Linked DNA regions of Homo sapiens: regions 2 and 3 are each linked to region 1. The links are chromatin contacts, found by Hi-C or POLR2A ChIA-PET in ENCODE. All regions are on one chromosome and are shown on one strand. Each heading gives the region's core, a stretch centred on a gene start or an enhancer-like site at or near the end of the contact. The rest is flanking DNA. Distances are from core to core; before and after follow the strand shown. Region 1 overlaps FARS2 (phenylalanyl-tRNA synthetase 2, mitochondrial). Region 2 overlaps FARS2 (phenylalanyl-tRNA synthetase 2, mitochondrial). Region 3 overlaps FARS2 (phenylalanyl-tRNA synthetase 2, mitochondrial).

What was found. A loop is a pair of places that touch in the nucleus more often than their neighbours do. ChIA-PET counts read pairs that join two places held with the same protein, here RNA polymerase II (POLR2A). Pooled maps may share reads with other maps.
Region 2: a map of IMR-90 shows a loop between it and region 1 (29-fold over the local background). The contact joins two enhancer-like sites. A Hi-C loop is called at or near these places in 2 of 168 maps with a recorded cell type or tissue (IMR-90 and naive thymus-derived CD4-positive, alpha-beta T cell) and 8 of 50 pooled maps.
Region 3: a loop to region 1 is called in a pooled map, with 2.2 times the contacts of the local background. The contact joins two enhancer-like sites. A Hi-C loop is called at or near these places in 1 of 168 maps with a recorded cell type or tissue (MCF 10A), 1 of 37 single-sample maps with no recorded cell type and 3 of 50 pooled maps. POLR2A ChIA-PET finds 5 or more read pairs at or near these places in 4 of 52 experiments (BJ, T-cell, activated T-cell and 1 more).

Annotation. Positions count from the first base shown.
Region 1 is chr6:5,579,006-5,583,624 of GRCh38, forward strand. All of the region lies in intron 5 of FARS2 (phenylalanyl-tRNA synthetase 2, mitochondrial), which reads left to right. Among named protein-coding and RNA genes, the nearest start is that of FARS2-AS1, 120 kb to the left of the region's middle. RefSeq lists enhancers at 2,308-3,507, 2,388-2,457. Within about 2 kb of position 2,451, at least 2 of the 41 ENCODE cell types and tissues checked have a DNase peak (open chromatin) inside an H3K27ac peak, as active enhancers do.
Region 2 is chr6:5,470,075-5,474,693 of GRCh38, forward strand. The region is part of intron 4 of FARS2 (phenylalanyl-tRNA synthetase 2, mitochondrial); the gene reads left to right. Among named protein-coding and RNA genes, the nearest start is that of FARS2-AS1, 14 kb to the left of the region's middle. Within about 2 kb of position 2,662, at least 2 of the 41 ENCODE cell types and tissues checked have a DNase peak (open chromatin) inside an H3K27ac peak, as active enhancers do.
Region 3 is chr6:5,504,831-5,509,449 of GRCh38, forward strand. All of the region lies in intron 4 of FARS2 (phenylalanyl-tRNA synthetase 2, mitochondrial), which reads left to right. Among named protein-coding and RNA genes, the nearest start is that of FARS2-AS1, 49 kb to the left of the region's middle. RefSeq lists an enhancer at 2,537-2,666. Within about 2 kb of position 2,346, at least 4 of the 41 ENCODE cell types and tissues checked have a DNase peak (open chromatin) inside an H3K27ac peak, as active enhancers do.

The DNA.
Region 1 (4,619 bases), core at 1,201-3,700:
CAATACACATAAAATTCTTAGCACAGTACATGACATATAGAAAACATTGCCCTAACTATTATAGCTATAAACGTCCATGTTAGTTTATTAAATAAATGCTTTACATGTATTTAAGTGAGTATATTAAGGCTTGTGTATAAACTTCTTCTTGCCCTGCTGGAAGTTGCTATATGTACTTAAAGGTGTAAATAAATGTTTCAGAACACATTTTTCACTGCTGTTACATTTTACCAATGACTTTGCCCATCTTATTATGAAGTTTTTTGTTTTTTTTAGATGGAGTATTGCTCTGTCTCCCAGGCTGGAGTGCAGCGGTGCAATCTCGGCTCACTACAACCTCCGCCTCCTGGGTTCAAGCGATTCTCCTGCCTCAGCCTCCCGAGTAGCAGGGATTACAGGCTGGGATTACAGGCGCCCACCACCACACCCAGCTAATTTTTGTATTTTTAGTAGAGATGGGATTTCACCATGTTGGCCAGGCTGGTCTCGAACTCTTGACCTCAGGTGATCCACCTGCCTCAGCCTCCCAAAGTGCTGGGATTATAGGCGTGAGCCACCATGCCCAGACTATTATGAGGTTTTAATGCCTGTTCTCTGGGTTTAGCAGAAGGAACAAGTTATTTTTCCCCCAAACCAATATCTTTCTTTGTCCATTAGAACATGCTTTATACGGCATGTGGAGGGATGTGTGTGCCTCACAGTCCCTGACCAGCACTTCGTATCTTGTTGAGTTATTAATGATTTCTCTATGGTTATTTCTTTTCTGAAAATAAGTAATCACCATGGCAATGCTGTCACTTACTAATGATGCAAATAAGACTTTACGCATCTCTGCAAATCTACTTAAAAATAAAATAGCTTTAAAAAAATATTGCCCTCACATTTGGATCAGTTACTCATTCTATCCTGTTTTTTGTTTGTTTTTGTTGTTGTTGTTGTTTTCTGCCTTTAGTTTTGTCTGCTTTTGCTTTGTCAGAACATAGGGCCTATAGAAAGAAAGGGTAGGCCGGGCGCAGTGGCTCATGCCTGTAATCCCAACACTTTAGGAGGCCTAGGCAGGCGGATCATGAGGTCAAGAGTTCAAGAGCAGCCTGATCAACGTGGTGAAACTCCATCTCCACTAAAAATACAAAAATTAGCCGGGCGTGGTGGTGCGCACCTGTAATCCCAGCTACTCAGGAGGCTCAAGCAGGAGAATGGCGTGAACCCGAGAGATGGAGGTTACAGTGACCCGAGAGCATGCCACTGCTCTCCAGCCTGGGTGACAGAGGAAGACTCCGTCTCAAAAAAAAAAAAAAAAAGAGAAGGAGGGAGGGAGGAAGGAAGGAAGGAAGGAAAGCAAGAAAGGGTAGAGTTTAAGACGGTTTGATTCTCTAGATTGTGTTACTCTCATTTTTCATTTGAAGAAATGGAGGCGCTCTGAGGCATATTTATTATACTGTAGTCTGGTCAACCAGAAAAACAACCACACAGAAACAAGGTGCCCCTGTCCTAACAGCTGCACCCACCTAAAGCCCAGATACCCACATGGCCAGCAGCAGCAGCCCCCGTGTGTCTCTGCAGCCACATTTGCCTCAGTTTCTCTCTGTAAAGTGGGTATAATGCCTCCCTCGCTCATATCACAAGGGTAACTGAGAACTTGCCTGAGAGATGACTTTGTGTGCAGGGATAGTGCTAGGCAGTGCTAGGAGGATGTGATTGATCGTCATGCTCTGGACGCCGCCATTCCTGAGATGAAAGTTGGGAAACCATTCTCAGGGAAAGGCAGCACCCTTCCCAGTCCAGGCAGCCCTCTTCACGTCCACATTGGATACTGGTTCCTATCCTCTGTTACCATTTGTGGATATAAATATCTATCTGTCAATATGCACAATTAGTGGAAGACATAGGTTGCCAAAAACCACATTTGTTTAGTATGAACGATAAACAGAACCTTTGGGAAAGTTGTCTATTCATTGGTTCTGGAAAGTTTTCCCTCTGTGTGCATGAAATTAAGAATTTGGAATTCACAGCAGCATGACAGAGCTTACAGGAAGCTGACGAGGCCCATGGTTGTTGTTTTGAAGGCTTGCAGCCTTAAAGGTGTGCAAAATTACAGAGGACAAGAAGCCATTTTCACAACTGGATTTGCAGCATCAATTATTCACCATCTGTTTACTGAGAGCCTGGTATGTGCCCAGCACCGGTGATGGCTCCTGCCTTAGCACCGAGTGCAGCTGAGGAGAGAAAAACAACACCCAAGAAACAGTTTCAGAACATTTACTGCTCTCTTGACTAGGAATACAAAAGGAAGTTAAAAACAAAACCCACGCACACACATAGAGAAATGAGGGTCGGCCATCGTGGGCAGGAAGGGGATTTCAGAAAGCCTTTAAATGAGTTATATTTTGCTTTTACATAAAAAAACAAAGTCTGTCATATGTCTAGCCGGCTAGTGCTGCTGCTGAAGAAGCTGAACATCGTCCCAGAGGGCAGCAGAACTCTCCGCATCGCACACAGGCAGTTTCCAGCCAGGTGTGTGCCAGTTGCTGGGTATATGCTTGTTTGCTCTGAGCCCTGGCATCCCCCTCCAGCTGACAGCTGCTTTGTTGAAACTGCTGTTAATGCTGAAGAGGGAGCAAAAAGAAAGAAGGGCATCGTGAGGTGTCCTGCCTCTGCACGTTGGGACATGGAGTGGTTCTTTCTGAGGAGCCAGGCCCTTAATTCCTGATGTGCTTTTCTAAATGGTCACGGTAACATACTTCCGGTTAATTCCTGATGCGCTTTTCTAAATGGTCACGGTAACATACTTCCGGTTAATTCCTGATGCGCTTTTCTAAATGGTCACAGTAACATACTTCCGGTTAATTCCTGATGCACTTTTCTAAATGGTCACAGTAACATACTTACGGTTAATTCCTGATGCGCTTCTATAAATGGTCACAGTAACATACTTCCGGTTAATTCCTGATGTGCTTTTATAAATGGTCACAGTAAGATACTTCCGGTTAATTCCTGATGCGCTTTTCTAAGTGGTCACAGTAACATACTTCCGGTTAATTCCTGATGCGCTTCTATAAATGGTCACAGTAACATACTTCCGGTTAATTCCTGATGCGCTTCTATAAATGGTCACAGTAACATACTTCCGGTTAATTCCTGATGTGCTTTTATAAATGGTCACAGTAAGATACTTCCGGTTAATTCCTGATGCGCTTTTCTAAGTGGTCACAGTAACATACTTCCGGTTAATTCCTGATGCGCTTCTATAAATGGTCACAGTAACATACTTCCGGTTAATTCCTGATGCGCTTCTATAAATGGTCACAGTAACATACTTCCGGTTTAGCAACATAACTGGATGCTAACATAATGACTACAAATAATGACTTACCTATGTTAAGTACTTATGGACCCACGGTGGCTATGCTGAATACTTTGCATGTATTTCCTAGAATCTTTACAATAACACCATAAAGAAAGTACGAAGAGTGTCCCATTTTGCAGATGAGGGAACTGACATTTAGAGAATTTAGACATCTGTCCTACGGTACACAACTATCAGGTGGCCCATACGAAATTGCTTTTTTAGGTATCAAAAGCCAGTCACTTATTAAAAATTTCATGTAGTTCATGCTGACAATTTCTGGCAGAGCCATTGCTACCAGATAACTCTAAGTTTGTGTGTATATACTGATGTAAAACTCTCCATGGCTCCATGGCTGGGCTTTTAGTCAGATTTCACCAAATTAAAAAGATGAACTTCTACAAAGTTAAAAAATTTTTGTTTGCACTTTCAGCAAAATAGCTCTTTATGTTAAACTCTGAGACATGGAATACTGAAGTTTATGATATCATTGTGGTTGCAACAGTGTTCAACTTGCAGGTTCCATGATGGTTGATTTTTGACTGCTTGAGTGTGTTTCCCTGCAGGCCTGCAGGGTGAGCTGTGAAGCTCACATAGAGACATTTGAGTTGTATTAAAATGGGTTAGCCAAGGCCTAATGGGCTGTAAAAAATAATGTGCTGTGGTGGTGTGTCTGATGATTTCCAGCCCTCATTCTTTCATCATTAGACCAGTGACACCCTCTAAACAAACATCTTACCAGTCAATGGATAAGTGGTCCCTGTGTCCAATACATAATTCTCATGCTTAAAATTAAAAAGTTATTGTAAAAACAAAATGGTCACTATGCCTAATATATCACTGTTCTTCCTTAGCAATTAGAACCTCTAAAATGAGTGAAATTAGAATAAAGAAGAACATTTCTATCTTGTTTGCATGAGCAGATAGGTCTTGGACCTCTGGAAGTTCAGCTCAGTCCACCAGTGTTTATTGAGCACCTGCAGCCAGGTGAGAGGCATTCTGCAGAATTTGTGGAAGAATCATACATGCTTAAGTGTTCTCTGCTGTGCCTCAGTCTCCCTATTTATAAAATGAATAAAGACGGCTCTGCTTCCAAGAGATTTCATTTGTATGGCAGCTTAAAATCTTCCAGAGAAACATGGCTGCCATTTACATTACTAATAAATAAAATTGTTCCCTAACAGAAACCAGCTCACTCAACCTGCCTATATTTACAATTAGAGTCGTTTGTTTGTTTAACAGATCCTTAAGCCTTACTTCCAGGTACTGTTCT
Region 2 (4,619 bases), core at 1,412-3,911, 110 kb before region 1:
ATTTTATTATTAATATTATTGTTCACAACACCATTCCAAAAGGAGTTAATTTTTGATAAAGAAGCAGAATTTCTTTAATACAGTTGGCCCTCCATACCTGCAGGTTCTGCATCCGCAGACTCAACCAAGTGTGGATCAAAAATATTCAGGAAAAAAAATGCAAGTAAAAAACAATACAGTATAGCAACTATTTACATAGCATTTACATGGTATTATGTTTTATAAGTAGACGTAGAGATGATTTAAAGTGTACAAGAGAATGCGCATAGATTATATGCAAATACTATGCCATTTTATATGAGGGACTTGAGCATCTTCAGGTTTTGGTATTTGCAGGGTGTCCTGGAACCAGTCCCCTGCAGATATTGAGGGATGACTATACACTACCCAATTTCAGCTCTACACCAAACTCGTATTTCCAGATGTATACATGTTAAGTATCATCATTACATAATGGAAAAAAGAATAAGAGTAATATTCAGATCATTTTATTTTCTCCTCTGTAATTTTTTATTAGAATAACTAGTAACTATATGTAAGGCTCAAAGTGGATTTGTTCCGTATAGTTTGTGTAGTTCTGTATAGCGCATGGGACTGGGTTTGTTGCTACTAAACTGAAAAACAAAGTTGGAATCTAAGTCCTGTGTTTATTAAAAATTCCAAGAAAAACAAGGCTTTCTTTTTCATCTAACTTTTCTAGAAAATAGACAAATCAATGAGATCCTATAAGTATCATTGTCCTGGAAGAAGGTGAGTGGAAAGTAAAGAGACTCAATTTTTTTATCTTTTTAATATGTGTTCATGATACAAAATTGAGCACTCTGAATTTTCGCAGACCTTTCTCCCTTTGCTGTATTAACCTCAAGTACCTTTGAATAGTCTTGGTACAGGTATATTCTATTTATAACAGCCAGTCTATTATCTGGTTCTCTTCCTCTTCCTGTGTTCCTTTCTTCCTGCTCTTACTGATCAGAAAAGGCTTTCTAAGCTAGAGTGTGAGAGTTACATGTTAACAATAAGTGAACCCCACTGAGGGGTTTCAGCCACTGAGAGACTGACCCAGAAGCAGCAGTAGAGGGCGCTCGGCCCCTCATTTCATAATAGTGGAGCCTGCACCAAACGTCTTTCATTTGAGGAGCTAAAAATGAATTGCACGTATTAATTAAGTCTTGCCGAGGCCTTGTTAGTGATCCGGTGCTAAGCGCCTAAAATAAGTAGATCTTATTTTAATCTTGGGGAAACTGGGTATAAGAGGGAATTTCCTGAGACTCCATAGCAAGAGTCAGAATTTCAGCAAAAACCCAGGAATCCTTCTCTTACCTTTTCTTGCTCTGGCTAATATCCCAACTAGCCCTTCATTTACGAAGAACCAAAGGGAAACTCCAGGACTTTTAATTTCCTCTTGAATAATTCCTTTAATGAAGGACATATGAGATTTTTGCTTGAAGTAAATGTTACCAGCAACACTGTACCACCTATTTTAAAATTAATCCCTTTTGTTAGATAGCTATTCTAGTGGCTCTTTGCTTTTAACCAACAAAGGCCCTTAAGAAAAGGAAAATGAAAAATAAATAGCAGTCCTGGAATCCTATTGCCTAGTGTAGGCAGATCATATTCTGTATGATCTTGTTGGCTCATATTATGTGGTGATTAGAGCTGGGCTTCAATCAGCTGGATGATTCCCCAAGGCAGGGTCTTGTCCCACCAGTGCACATGGTGCGCCCCGTCTGACACCAGGGCGACTTGAGAATTGAGCCCAGGGAAGCTGCAGTGTGGTGCAGCAGATGCGTACTGGTGGTTGCCATGGAGATCGCTAATACTGCTGAAACCCAAAGAAAGGGCATTTGCCACAGCTCAGGAGCCTGCCTGAAAATGAATGAGAAACAAGTGGAATTCAGAATAGTCCCCCAGCTCCTTATCCCACATGGAGTTTTAATTTCCTTTTCTCCTCCTCTTCCTCTTCCTTTTTCAAAGAATAGATTGAAAACAAGGCTGTGTTATAAAGCATGCTCAGCCCCCTCCGACCTCATTGCTGCCTGACATATCCCTGGAATAGATGTATATTAATGACGACGCATGACTAATAGGATTGGGGCTGGGGGCTGGTGTAGTGGTGCTTCTGGAGCCTGTGGGCCGCATGTCACTGGGGTTTAGCAGGCACGCTGGGATTTGTCTGCAGCATATGCGCTGCTGTTAATGATTGAAAAATTACCACAACAATTAGTCATGGATCGCTGAAGGCAGGGCCCCCAAATGTGATGGACAATGTGATTAAATCCATGTATGTGACAATTAACTCTCCTGCAGGTTTATCCACCAAGGAGGGTGCCCTAGGGGTGAGAGCAAAGGGGAATGAGAAGGAGGAAAAATGGGAAAACAAAAAGGAGCAGGAGAGAATAATGCTGCAGAATGGATCAGATACAGCTGGCACTATTGGTTTTAATCTGATCCTGAATTAATCACGGTTTGATTAATCCTGGTTTTATTGCACCTTTCTGTTGCCCATTTATTTATATCTTCCTTAATTTTATAGAAGCATGACTGATTAAATTCTGCCCATTCTGTGTTTTTTAAATTTTAAAATCAGGTCTCTCCATTTAATGTGATGTCCTAGGTGGTCCAAGGTGCAATTATCTCGTAAGAGCTTAGCAGGCACCAGACATAGCATGTCATGAATCCCCTTATGTATCACAGCTGAGTAACCCAGAATAAATATTTGTTTGCTCAATATTCTGCCTAAGTAAAAAGAAGCCTTGTGATGTCAGTCTGCTTGTTTATTTGGGTGGAAGAAATAAGAATACACACCCCCGCAACTTTGTTAAATACAGAGAGCACACATTCAGTATATGTCACACACAAAATTTTGTGCATAAAGAAAAAGTGTGTTAATATTTGGATGAAGTATCTGCAAATATATATTCATGGCCTAAAAGGGTAATGTTTGCAGTCCATAGATATGTTCATACGTGGAATTATTTTTAACCAGTTTGTATTGTTCTTGTTTTGTTCTCGTTTAGATGTTACTTTTGGTGTTATCTATATTTGCATACCAAACACTACATTTAAATAATGCCAAGGAGGTTGTGACACGAATCAGCACAAGCAAAACCTCATGCTTTGTAACTCACGCATGTTGGATACACTGTGTGCATTAAGAATACCCTGCTCCTGGCCAGGCGCGGTGGCTCATGCCTGTAATCCCAGCACTTTGGGAGGCCGAGGTGGGTGGATCACGAGGTCAGGAGATTGAGACCATCCTGGCTAACACAGCGAAACCCCGTCTCTACTAAAAATACAAAAAAATTAGCCGGGAATGGTGGCGTGTGCCTGTAGTCCCCGCTACTTGGGAGGCTGAGGCAGGAGAATGGTGTGAACCCGGGAGATGGAGCTTGCAGTGAGCTGAGATTGTGCCACTGCACTCCAGCCTGGGCGACAGAGCGAGACTCTGTCTCAAAAAACAAAAAAAAAAACAAAAAAAAAAAACAAAAGAATACCCTGCTCCTGATTCAGGAGAGGGCATCTAAAGCTTTAGAAAACATTGAATTATATTTACATACATTGTTTTTCTTCTTACAGCATTCCTGAGGGTTATTCCATTGTTCTTGTTTAGGGTGAATTTGGTAGAAGACTCAGTTTTTTATTTGCAGGCTAAATTGGATTATCTTTGTTACTTGCATTTTTACCTGATCTACCCAGGCATATAAGGATAGATTTGTTTGTGATGTAGGCAGCGGTGTCTTTCAATATAGTAGAAAAAGAAAATAATCAGCATAAGCAAAGATCTCAGTGCACAGGCCACACAGAATGGACGCCGCCCTGCTGGATACCTTTACACCCTTGCATCCCTAGCTGCTGATATCACTGTGTTTTTAGAACACCACTCCAGAAACCCAGTCTATCCATGAATGATTTAGGAACCTCAGGATCCCTCCTGTTACCAAATTTGTGCTCTCCATGTAGCCTCCCAATAACCAGCCCTTCAGTTCTGTGAAGGCAGGAAAACACATCATTCATGAATGTCCTTCATACCCATCAAACTAAAGGACTGCATACTTCTCGAGCCATCATCACATTTCCGTTATCTCCAATGGCACATGCCGCTGTCTACATGTATTAATTTCTGCTGGGGCTTCAGTAACCAGGGCCAGCCAGCACGGTTTGTTCATTTGTTTGTTCATTAATGCATTATTTCATTTATTTATTATTGACATATGTTGGGCAGTGTACCGGGTACTTGAAGTGGAGATGAAGGTGGGACACAGGGAGACTCACAGTCCCAAATTTTATGCTGAAGGTGTGTTGTAGAGATAAGATATACAGTCATGCATCACTTAACAACAGGGATGCATTCTGAGAAACATGTTGTTAGGCAATTTTGTCGTTGTGTGAACATCATAGAGTGTATTTACACAAACCTAGATTGTGTAGCCTACTACACACCTAGGCTGTATGGTATGGTCTGTTGCTCCTAGGCTACAAACATGTACAGCACTTTACTGAATACCGTAGGCAATTGTAATGTGACGGTACATTTTTGTATATCTGAGCATATCTAAACATAGAAAAGGTACAATAAAAATACAGTACTGTTTTTTTTTTTTTTTTTGAGACAGTCTCAC
Region 3 (4,619 bases), core at 1,096-3,595, 74 kb before region 1:
TTTTCTTTTTTGACATAGGGTCTTTCTCTCTGTTACCCCGGCTGGAGGGCAGTGGCACAATCTCGGCTCACTGCAGTCTTTGCCACCTCAGTCTCCCAAGTAGCTGGGACCACAGATGCAAGCCATCACACCTGGCTTGGACGTTTTTTAAAGAAAGATTTTAGTTTTGAAAATAGTTTCTGAATAAGAGTGATTATATAGATCCATGATTATGAGAAAACCAGTTTGTCAGTCAATAAATAGACATTTCAAAATAATATAATTTTAATTATTTGTGGTACCTACTTTCACTCTCAGAAGTGTCTTGGTGTGAATGATAAATTATATGGCTATTTTATTAATAGCTTTTGTGAATCTTTAGGTTTAAAACATGGTAGAATTCAAAACGCTGAGATTAGATGGAAAAGGCTTGGAGGCCCAGCAGCTCAGTCCCTGGGAGCTTCCTTCGCTCTTCCAGATTGATACTTTAGTTCCTGTTGTGCCTTAGTGGTTTTGCTCCACCATGACCCCCTTTCTTAATTGAGTAGCTCCACTCCAACTTGGACAGTTGTCTGTCTGGCAATGGTCCCCTCACTGTGGAGGCAATCACACTTTTAGCCAGAGAATTTTGGATTTAAGAGAAGAAAGAGTACTGTCCACATGGTCCTGAAGCGACATACATCCTCCTCAGCTGACAGGATTAAGAGATTAAAGTAAAGACAGGCATAGGAAATTATAAAAGTATTAATTTGGGGAACTAATAAATGTCCATAAAATCTTCACAATCCACGTTCTTCTGCCATGGCTTCAGCTGATCCCTCCGTTTGGGGTCCCTGACTTCCCGCAACATACTGTCCCTCTTCAATGGCTGAAGCTATAGGATGCGATGCCTGAGAGCATTGAACAATCATGTTTCTCAACTTTGCACTTGAGGAGCAGAGGTAGCCAGTCTGCAAACAGAAAAGGAAGACAGCAGATGCAGAATGAAAACAGTATGTTTGATATCCAGGGTGTGGTTTTTCCTGAGACTCCCCTTCAGTTCCACCAGCTATTATAATATTACAAACATTTTTATAATAAATTAACCTTTTGCTATTGTAAATTTAAGTTTACTTGCTGTTGGCAGCCAGAAGAGTCTTTTCTTTTCCACCTGAGTTTTAAGCAAATTAAGACATTGAAACAGGTGAAGGAAAGAGAATGTCAGCTTTATTTCTCCTCAGCTGATGGAATCACATGGCTTTGCATCTGCATCAAGAGGACCTGCTCTCCCTCCCTCCCCTCCAGCCCAACCTGGAGAATGGTGGGGTCTGCATAACAAGCATAGTCTCTCAGCTGTCCCAGTGGAGAGCAGGGCAAGAAAGCCTATTCCCAACTTCAAGGTCTTTTAGTAGATCAGCTCCGCCTCATCCAGAAATATGGACCAGCAAGTAACTTGCTCCTCCTAGGGAGTACTGAGCTCCTAGCGGGACTCAGTAAAGGGCAGGGTGTGGGGTCAGGAGAGTCACTCTAACGGAAGTTTTTTAGCAGAGAGAAAACAAGGCCAGCAGAATAGAGGAACCCCACTGTGAGTTGAAACTAAAACCTGAACCTTGACTCTCAAGATTTGTGAATGCCCCACTGTTGGTCCAACATTCAAATGGGCAGCTAGAGAGAGTGGGGCTGGGCACAGCCTCTTAACCACCGAATTGTCTTCTGTTTACAATTCTGCAGGCTCCTTCCCCATGTTTTGGTTGGGATCAGTGCAGAAGCTTCCCTGGTTTGTCTCTAGCACCTCCCACCACTGCCTAAGATTCCAGACGGGTATCACTCTGTGGACACCCAGCATATACAAACCTTCATAACATTACACGAAGATGCTTGGAGCCTGGGAAGGATCTGCTTTGAGGGGAAAGAGCAGATTTAGCTAATAGACATGGCAACTGGTGAGAAAGGTCATCTGCTTCAGTGGTTGATCACTGAGGCATTCATGAAAACAGCTAGATGGAGAATCGCTCTGAAAGTTCGTGAACAATAAGATAGCAGGGGAAATCTGACTATAACAGTAAATCTTCAGTGTTGCTCTTGGCAATCCAGAGTTTTTCACAGAGAGAGGCTAAGAGGCTAACCATATATTTAAAGACTGCCCCCTTTCCTGGATACATGTCTACTGTAAATGGCTTTGATTTTTCAACATAGGATGACTTTTTCCAGTTTTGCACATTTGAGTGCATGCACACTGCTGTTTGGAGTTTTAGATCTTTCTAAAATCCGATTCACACAGACACCTAACCTCTTTAACCCCTTTCTGCCACCTACCTTCTCTGTGAATACAGTGCTTGCAGCCTTTCAGAGACAGAGGTTTCAGAATTTGGCAGCAAAAAAAGTGATGGCTTCTAACACATTTACAGTGTGGTTAACAATAGCAGTTGCTGAACTCTGCCATGGCTGACTAGCTTTCCACTGTTAAGTGTGGTCACACTGGTAACATTTACTTAGGAACTGGGCACACGAGTTAAAATGTTACATGCACAACCCATTTGGGGTTTGAGGTATTCTCTTCTACATACGTTTTACTTGTTCATAAAAAGGAAGCTCTTTAAAAAAAAAAAATCTGATGTTTAGCTCCTGTTGATTCGTAATGGCTGAGAAGGAGTTTGAAGCATGTTTCTTTTCATCTCCTTTCAGCTTTTAATTTTTAGTACTTTCACTTATGTCTGTAAAAAGCAGTTAAAAGTGAAAGTCCCCTGACAGGAGTGTGTAATTGGCAGGCTGGGGTGGAAGGCAGGGGCTCATGATGGCTTTAAGAGAACGTGAAGAGGAAGCAGAGCTGTTCATTGTCAATGGTAATAGCTTTTAAGAGAGGCAGAACTTATGATTTGAGCTTAATTTCTAAATGAAGCTCATTTTCCAGTGTCCCAGCCCACCTCTCAGTGGCCTCCCGGCTAGTGGGTCAGACTGCGGACACGCCATGATGGCACACAGAGAGAAGACCGGAGGGAGCAGAGGGACAAGGGAGAAGCAGAGAGCAGGGGAGAAGAACTTAGAGGTGTATAAGAATTTGTTTATAAGTGTGTAGCCTGTTAAAACCTGACGATCCAAATGGGATGGGTGGCCAGAGCTTATGCCCCGAGGTAGGAGAAGGTTTCTTTTGCTTCTCAATTTCAGAATGTCTGGTAAGCAAGTGATTGAGAGTTCTGGGTTTTTATAGGCAAATAGAGAAAGGGAACAAGGCATGAAGTTTTATTAAAGCAAGGTATGCTTCTATGTTTCACAATAAGTTATTAAGTTCCTCTACTTATTTTCTAGCACTGCAATATATATGCATATTCTAATGGGGAGTTATTAACTCTTTGAAGAGATGAAAGGCAAAGATGTGAAATGTCTGGGAAAACAATCAAGTCAGTGATATAAACCATTAAGTGCAGTGTGCACCAAGAGAGGAATTTTCACCAGGAATGTAGGTGATCCCCATGTTGAGACCTAGTATAGTTTTGGATGCCACATCTCCGAGGGGATCATCCCCCACGTGGATTCCTCTCATCAGAATCTTTCTTGTAGTCTTTGTCCTAATTTATTTTTTGTTACCATTGGAATCTATAAGATGAGCAGATAATTCAGCAAGAAACAAGCTCAAGTGAGTGAACACATGACAGCAGGGACTGAACCAGAGGGCAGAATGCAGAGAGGCCAGGAGGGAATCTGTGAATTAGCAGGAGATCTTCTTGGGGAAAGGGGAGCAGAGTGCTGGCAGGTGGGGCGGGGGAGGGGCTGAAGCCCTCCCAGCAGTGGAGGAAAGCATGGGTGTACCCACAGGGAGGGCACAGGCCCAAAGGGTACAGGACAGAAGTGAGACCGAAGTCTGAATTGAAGGCCCTGAAAGGTAAAATTAGGAGATTGCCTCTGGTGGCAACTAAGAGCATGTATGTTCTTGGGCATGGGTTTGAGAGGATTCAGCAAGTGACAGGATGACAGCCAGGCAGCCGTACGCAGGGCGGACTGGAATGGGAAGCTATCCCGCACGGAGAGGTGGACAGAATTTGAATCATAGTACTATCATTGGAAATGAGGGGGCACTGAGAAATGGAGAAGACTTTCGGAGGAAGAAACGACAGTATTTAGTGACAAATATAAAGGAAGGAGTCAGCAAACATTTTCTGTAAAGGACCAAATAGTAAACATTTTGAGTTTTGCGGGCTGGTCTCCAGTTGATTTTTGTCACTATTCGGCTCTGCCATGGTAGTGTGAAAGCAACCAGAGAAATACATCCATGCATGCGTGTGGCTGTGTTTGCCCCAAGGGCCACACCATAGTTTGCCAATCCCTGATAGAAGGGATGAAAAAACATTTTCAACCTTAGAGAATAGACGTAGACATTAGGTAAAAGCTGTTAACCTTGTAGCCAAGATTTCATTTCACCCAATCAGAATTGCTGAGAACACTGTCTTCCTGAGATACTAAACTTCCAGCTTTGCCCAGGTTCTCCTGCCCAGCATTCCTTGGCGTGGAGCTCGAGGGTGACACTGGGTTTGCGTATGCAGATAAGAGAAAGGGAACAAGTTACAAGGTTTGATTAAAGCAGCGGCCCCTCCGTCTGGTGAATGGCTCCTAGTTTACACCACGTAGCTGATGAAAATGTCACAAAGAAATCTCGTGAGCACACT